2 separate regions of the Homo sapiens genome follow, and region 1 is linked to region 2. The links are chromatin contacts, found by Hi-C or POLR2A ChIA-PET in ENCODE. All regions are on one chromosome and are shown on one strand. The core of a region is the stretch at or near the end of the contact, and the rest is flanking DNA. Distances in the headings are between cores, read along the strand shown.

What was found. A loop is a pair of places that touch in the nucleus more often than their neighbours do. ChIA-PET counts read pairs that join two places held with the same protein, here RNA polymerase II (POLR2A). Pooled maps may share reads with other maps.
Region 1: a loop to region 2 is called in a map of dorsolateral prefrontal cortex, with 3 times the contacts of the local background. The contact joins two enhancer-like sites. A Hi-C loop is called at or near these places in 1 of 168 maps with a recorded cell type or tissue (dorsolateral prefrontal cortex) and 4 of 50 pooled maps. POLR2A ChIA-PET finds 5 or more read pairs at or near these places in 4 of 52 experiments (H1, HCT116, MCF 10A and 1 more).

What each region holds. Positions count from the first base shown.
Region 1 is chr1:11,648,927-11,652,520 of GRCh38, reverse strand. FBXO2 (F-box protein 2) reads left to right here. Exons shown (of 6, transcript NM_012168.6): 2 at 1,687-2,055; 3 at 2,447-2,576; 4 at 2,647-2,742; 5 at 3,296-3,434. Among named protein-coding and RNA genes, the nearest start is that of FBXO2, 3.7 kb to the left of the region's middle. RefSeq lists enhancers at 1,373-2,080, 2,081-2,789. Within about 2 kb of position 1,625, at least 6 of the 41 ENCODE cell types and tissues checked have a DNase peak (open chromatin) inside an H3K27ac peak, as active enhancers do; they include dorsolateral prefrontal cortex, where a contact is called at or near this core.
Region 2 is chr1:11,457,343-11,461,200 of GRCh38, reverse strand. No RefSeq gene overlaps it. Among named protein-coding and RNA genes, the nearest start is that of DISP3, 20 kb to the left of the region's middle. Within about 2 kb of position 2,265, at least 5 of the 41 ENCODE cell types and tissues checked have a DNase peak (open chromatin) inside an H3K27ac peak, as active enhancers do; they include dorsolateral prefrontal cortex, where a contact is called at or near this core.

The DNA of each region.
Region 1 (3,594 bases), core at 376-2,875, 190 kb before region 2:
TGACATCTGCCTGCCTCCTTACAATTCAGAATGCCCTTGTCCCCTTCCTCAGGGGATTTGGACGTCTGTCCTGTTTGTATGGCCTGGCACAATGATTACCCCCATTTTATAGATGAGAAAACTGAGGGCCACGGATGGGAAAAGGAGGTGGAGAAAGTTTCCTTCCCCAAGCCCCTATGTCATCTCCTTGCTTGATAGAGTTTCTTTTAATAAGTCCCTCCTCATCCCCAAGTCACACAATAGCTGGGGACAGCTGGGTCTCCAGGCTCTGTTCTCCAGCCCCTGAAGGCCCCAGGTCCCATGTCCCCTTCCCTAAATACTGGCAGTGTGTCCTTCAACAAGTCACTTCATCCCTGAGCCTGAGCATTTGCACCTGCAAAGTCAAAATCCTGGCCTGGGTGTAGTGGAGCATGACTGTAATCCCAGAACTTTAGGAGGCCGAGGCAGGAAGATTGCTTGAGTCCAGGAGTTGGAGGTCAGCCTGAGCAACAGAGTGAGACCCTATCTTTAAAAAGAAAAGTCAGCCGGGCGTGGTGGCTGACGCCTTTAATCCCAGCACTTTGGGAGGCTGAGGCGGGTGGATCACCTGAGGTCAGGAGTTTGAGACCAGCCATGCCAACATGGTGAAACCAGTCTCTACTAAAAATACAAAAATTAGCCAGGCGTGGTGGCACATGCCTGTCATCCCAGTACTTGGGAGGCTGAGGCAGAAGAATCGCTTCTCAGCTTCCAGCTACCCGGGAGGCAGAGGTTGCAGTGAGCTGAGATTGAGCAGTGACAGAGCAAGCGAGACTCCATATCAAAAAAAAAAAAAAAGTCAAAATCCTAACACTGCCTACTAATTCAGTGAATTATTCTGTGGAGGCTGTGGTGGTTTAAGATGGCTCTGGAGCCAGGCTGTCTGGGTTCAAATCCAGGCTCCAACCACTGATTAGCCGTGTGATCCTGGGCCGTTTCACCTCTCTGTGCCTCAGTTTCCTCATCAATGCAATAAGAACAGCAATAAGAGCAACCTCAAAGAAGTGGTATGAGGATTTAAAGAGTAAATGAAGTTGAAATGCTTTGGACGGTGCCTAACACTTGATGAGTGCCCCCAAAACATGAGTTCCTGACAACAGACCAGGAAAGTGCCAGATGCCAGGCACAGGGCATGAAGCTGTGTGTTTTCCAGACCATGTTCTGGCCCTTATAAGGCTCCGTATGGTCCAGAGACAGGCGTTTATCACAGGATCACACCCCAGGACAAAAGCTAGGAAGGGCTGTGAGAGGGTGTCATAGGGGGAAGTCCCGGAAGGCTTCCTGAGGAGGTGAGGGGAGCAGGAATCTCAGAGGGTGGTTGGGAGGAAGAAAGAAGTTCCTGTGTGAAGCACTGTGCAGTGCTATAGATGGATGCCATTAATAATAATAATATGATCCTTGTTGCCATCTGCCCAGGCGTGGGGTTTACTGGTCCAGCAGAGGAAATAGGCCTCTGAGGCACCTCTTTGGACTTAGGGGCTGATCCGGGGTTGGTCTGTGGCCTTGTGGCCCTCCTCCTTGGGCACCAGTATGGAGTCACAGAATCTCCGGCCCCAGCTGTGGATTGTCCCACGGTGGGTGGGGGAGGTTACGGGCACATTGCAGTCCTGGGGCCTGGAGGAGTACAGGGTGGAGGAATCACAGCCTCCCACCCATCCCTGCCTGCAGAGAGCGTGGGCCAGCCCGAGGAGGCAAGCCCGGAGGAGCAGCCAGAGGAGGCGAGTGCTGAGGAGGAGCGGCCGGAGGACCAGCAGGAGGAGGAGGCGGCGGCCGCCGCCGCGTACCTGGACGAGCTGCCCGAGCCGCTGCTGCTGCGCGTGCTGGCCGCACTGCCGGCCGCCGAGCTGGTGCAGGCCTGCCGCCTGGTGTGCCTGCGCTGGAAGGAGCTGGTGGACGGCGCCCCGCTGTGGCTGCTCAAGTGCCAGCAGGAGGGGCTGGTGCCCGAGGGCGGCGTGGAGGAGGAGCGCGACCACTGGCAGCAGTTCTACTTCCTGAGCAAGCGGCGCCGCAACCTTCTGCGTAACCCGTGTGGGGAAGGTGAGAGGCCCTCGCTGGGCGAGCTCAGCTTCCCCTGCTGCGAAATGGGCCGAAACGGCGCCGCCTGGCTTTGAGGGAGAAATGGGATTAAGCGCCTGGCTCAGTGCCAGCACTGGGTAGCCCCAAGGCTGTCTATTACTGTAGCTCTCTGGCCACCTGTGCCCTGGGGTCTCCCGGGTCCTCCCACCCTCAGCCAGCTGGGGCAGGGCGGGATGGGGGACATACCTCCCGGGAGGCAGATTTAGAAACTGCCCACTGGTCCACCCTCTCATTCATCATCTGCCCACCAAGACACCAAGTGCGACCTTTGCCCTGCCCCCCACCACATAGTGGCAAGAGCCAGCCTTAGCAGGGACTGAGTGACCAGGGTGGGGCTGTCGTGTCCCTACAGAGGACTTGGAAGGCTGGTGTGACGTGGAGCATGGTGGGGACGGCTGGAGGGTGGAGGAGCTGCCTGGAGACAGTGGGGTGGAGTTCACCCACGATGAGAGCGTCAAGAAGTACTTCGCCTCCTCCTTTGAGTAAGGAGAAGGGGGTGGAGGAGGTGGGAAGGGGGGAGCGTTCGCTCTGTCCTAACTCCAGTTCTCCCAGGTGGTGTCGCAAAGCACAGGTCATTGACCTGCAGGCTGAGGGCTACTGGGAGGAGCTGCTGGACACGACTCAGCCGGCCATCGTGGTGAAGGACTGGTGAGAGGGTCCTGGGGTGGCATGGGGCTGGGAGGAGCGGGGTAAGGCAGAGGGGAGAGCCAGCTGGGGAACCCCCCGCCTGGGGGTGCTGCCTCCCCACTGCAGGGGTTGAGGCCACGTGGGCCACGGGTCTGCAAAGGTTGACAACTTCCGTGTTTGCAGGAGAACCTGGAAACCCACCTCCCCTCCTGAGTTTTAAATGTTGGCAAATATATGCACATATATATGTTTGTATATATGTAATGTATATATTTCAAAATCAGTCTGCGGTCCAAACCAAAGGCCACTCTGTGGACTGGCTTTGGCCCCAAGCTGGGGTCTGGCCAACTTGGAATGTAGTCCTCGTGTTTCGCTCGTGGGCTGTCACTTTCTCTTGCTGGCCTCGTTTCCCTTATCTGTAAACTGGGAACACTGGCAGTGCTGGCTGACAGGGATGTTGGGCGCACAGGAGGACTTTTGTGGAAATCCCCATCCCCAGGACGTGTTCAGCAGGGCTGAGGCCATGCCCCCACCCCACCTCCCGCCCCCCACCTCGCTCCCTCCCTCTGAGCAGGTACTCGGGCCGCAGCGACGCTGGTTGCCTCTACGAGCTCACCGTTAAGCTACTGTCCGAGCACGAGAACGTGCTGGCTGAGTTCAGCAGCGGGCAGGTGGCAGTGCCCCAAGACAGTGACGGCGGGGGCTGGATGGAGGTGAGCCTGGGGGACCCAGGGCGGAGGGGTGGGGCACGGACATGAGGGGCGTGGCTCGAGGAGACCCCGCCCACAGCGCTCCTGGGCTGGGGTGGGCTGGGCTGGGCTGGGCTGAGATAGTCACCGGGTGGTGGAGAGAGTTCTGAATACCGCGGAGAAA
Region 2 (3,858 bases), core at 1,016-3,515:
GAGAAGTGACTCCTAGATCACACAGCTTGCAGCAGAACCAGGATTAGGATTCCTACCTGGAGATGCCAGGCTCTGCCTACTATGGGCAGGGCTCTGCCAGAACTGGGTGGGGAGATAGATGCAGGAGGAATCATGGTCCTCCCCTGCCCCCAGGGAGGTTACAGTCTCAGGGATAAGATGAAGGGCCCCAGCATGGTGACATGCAAGACCACGCCATCTCCTTAGTCCAGGACCACATCTCTAGACCCTGGCTTCCCACAGCACCGACGCTCTGAGCCTCACTTTGGGCCCTGGAGCATGGATCCGGGACACTAGGGAAGCTCTCTCTGCCCCTCAGTGCGTGGCCCTTTGAGGAATCCTTCACGCTGCCAGATTCAAATCACAGCCTCTACAGTTTATCAATCACTAGACCTTGAACAAGTTGCTTAACCACTCCGAGCTTGGTTTGTTCATCTGTAAAATGGAATTAACAATGGCACCCACTTGATAGGATTAATATTGGGATTAAATGAGTTAAGGCAGGTAAAGGGTTTAGAACAGTGGCTGGCATGGGGACACAGGAAGTGCTCAATTATTCTTCATCCGAGAATTCGTTTACTGGGCAAGTATGTGCATCCCATGCTGGGGAGGCAGAGGGGAGCCATGGACCCTGCCTGCCTGGAGCTCGTGTGCTTAGGGCCTGGGGAGGCATGGGAAATGGGTAAAGACCCTTGTGCAGGTGTGAGCTGCAGTGCAGGTGAGCACCGGGCATTTAGGGGCCTGGAGGCCAGGGGTCAGTGACGGCTCCCAGGAGAGACGGCAAAGCTTAATCTTTTTTTTTCTTTTTTTTGAGATAGAATCTCGCTCTGTTGCCCAGGCTGGAGTGCAGTGGTGTGATCTCGGCTCACTGCAACCTCCCCGTCCCGGGTTCAAGCAATTCTCATGCCTCAGCCACCTGAGTAGCTGGGATTACAGGCACCTGCCACCACGCCTGGCTAATTTTTGTATTTTTAGTAGAGATAGGGTTTCGCCATGTTGGCCAGACTGGTCTCTAACTCCTGACCTCAGGTGACCCACCGCCTCAGCCTCACAAAGTACTGGGATCACAGGCATGAGCCACCGCGCCCAGCCAGCAAAGCTTAATCTTGATAGATGAGGGGTCGTATACCAACTGGACAATGGTAGGGTCAGGCATCCAGGGAGGATGACAGCACAGACGGAGGCCCAGAGACCAGGAAGAGCCAGTCACAACTAGGAAGCTGCAGGTGCCCAGGATGGCTGGATGGCTGAGGTGTGACAGGCGGTGATGAGAGATGCCACCAGGAGCCTCAGCAGCTGGGATGCATTGCATTCTGTCCCCAAAAAGAAATGTATTGAACTCCTGACCCCCAGTACCTGTGAATGTGACCTTTATTTGGAAATGGGATCGTTGCAGATGTCATTAGTTAAGATTAGGTCTTACTTAACATTGGTTAAGATTAGGTCCTAATACGACTGGAGTCCTTACAAGAAGGGGAGGGACGCAGGGAAGAGAAGGCTGTGTGAAGACAGAGGCGGAGGCTGGAGCCACACAGGCATGGAATGCCAAGGGTGGCCGCTGCCACCAGGAGCTGGAAGAGGCCAGAGGGAGCTTTCCCTTGGGCCTTCAGAGACAGAATGGCCCTGCTGACACCTTGAGCTTGGACTTTTGGCTTCCGGACCTGCGAGAGAATACATATCTGTTGCTCTAAGCCGCCTGGTGTGTGACACTTTGTTACAGCAGCCTCAGGAAGCTATGTCCATGTAGGAAGGGTGGGCACAGCTGTGCCCAGATAGGGAGGGTCTGGCCATGGTGGCTTCTCTGAGTTCCCCTCAGTGCCCAGTGCTCAGCGGCACTTCACAGAGACCCGGCACCCTGCTCCCTGCTGGCGCCCCCACATCAGCCCTGTCTCTGCCCACAGTGCCCCTTCCTCACGCCTGTGTCCATGGCCCAGATCCTCACTGCAGCCAGCTCGGGGCTCATTGCTGAGAAATACGGCTGGCCTTGAGCTGGTGACGGGGCCCGGCTGGACTGGCATGAATCGTGTTTATCGCAAACAGGAAACAAAGGGAAAAAGGAAACAAAGCCTGGGATGAGGGGAGGGGGGCAGGCGGGAGTGAGGGGGAAGTGGGGGCCAGGCCAGGCGCTGCCCACAGAAAGGCCTATTAATTTCCTGATGTTTGCTCCAGGACCGAACAGCCCAGCGCCTGTTGAGGTTTATCTGTGTGGCTCAGCTGTGGAGCGTGCTGCCTGCCAGCTTCTGGGTGCTTCAGAGATTTGCCAGGCCCAGGAGGGGGCAGGAGGCGCCCGGAGCAGCTTCTGGCCCATCCATGACACCAGCCAGGGCTGCTTTTCAGTGCCAGTCATGGGTGAAATCGAGGTACATTCTGCCTGGTAATGAGGTGCCGCAGGCCTCAGCCAGGGCACAGGAATTGCTCTGCCTGCCTGGCCCAGCAGGTGCCCCCCAGCCCAGACTGACCTGGCCTGAGAAGCCAGTGGGGAGGGGAGTGGGGGTGGAGGATAGTGAAGGCAGAGGGTCAGCAATGAGGGAGTGGAGCTTATTGGGCACCACTGTATACCCAGAACCGCGCTCGCTTTGCTGCGTTGAAATAACAGTGTATTCGTTTCTTAGGGCTGCTGGAACAAGTTAACACAAACAGTAGACAACAGAAATTTATTCTATTACTGTTCTGTAAGCTACAAGTCCAAAGTCAAGGTATGGACAGGGTTGCCTCCTTCTGGAGGCCCTGAGGGAAATTCCGTTCCAGGAGTGTCTCCAGCTTCTGGTGGTGGCAATCGTGGGGTCCCCGGCTTGTAGATGCGTCGCCCCAAGCTCTGTCACATCATCATGTGCTGTTCTCCGTCTGTCTACGTCTGTGTCCAGATTTCTCTCTTATGAAGACAACAGTCATTGGATTCATCCAATGGAGACTGGAGTGCAGTGGCGCGATCTCGGCTCACTGCGATCTCTGCCTCCCAGGTTCAAGTGATTCTCCTGCCTCAGCCTCCTAAGTAGTAGCTGGGATTACAGACATGCACCACCACACCTGGCTAATTTTTGTAATTTTAGTAGAGACAGGGTTTCACCATGTTGGCCAGGCTGGTATTGAACCCTGATCTTAAGTGATCCACCCGTCTCGGCCTCCCAAAGTGCTGGAATTACAGGCGTGAGCCACCGATCCTGGCCCAAAGACCCTGTTTCTAAGTAAGGTCACATTCTCAGGTCCTGGGAAGTTAGGACACCAGCATATCTTTTTGGGGGACACAATTTGACTCTTAAGAAACTATTAACATTTCCTGACGGCTTATTTGCTGCCCAGCACTCTGCTATTCATGAGCTCTCTGATTGGATCGTCATAACAGAAATATGAGGTAGGCACTGTTACTTCCCCATTTTATTGATGAGAAAATTGAGGCTCAGAGACAAGTAGCTAAAATGTGGGCAGGTCCCAAATCGAGATCCAGACCTAGGAAGATATTACACAGAGTCACGCTGTGAGGTGAGGGATATAGAGTATGGCAGTCCGGAGCACTAAGAGCATTTAGTAAAGGCATGCAATGCGGTTGGAGAGGCCATGGTGGCTTCCTGGAGGAGGTGATGCGGAGGCAGAGGCTAGGGGGTCTTCCTGGAGGAGATGCTGCCGTAACAGAGATTTGGAGTGTGAGTAGGAGATTGTCATTTTACAGACAGGGAGACAGAGGCCCAGAGGACGGGAGGACAAGTCCAAGGTCACAGTGTTGAGGGCTGAGTGTGGCGGCTCCAGTCTCTGCATCTTGGGGCAAAACAAGACAGGAGCCCTGGCCCCCACTCTCCCTTCTTCCATCCCTTCCCCATCAAAGGGGTCCTGGTCCAACCCTGT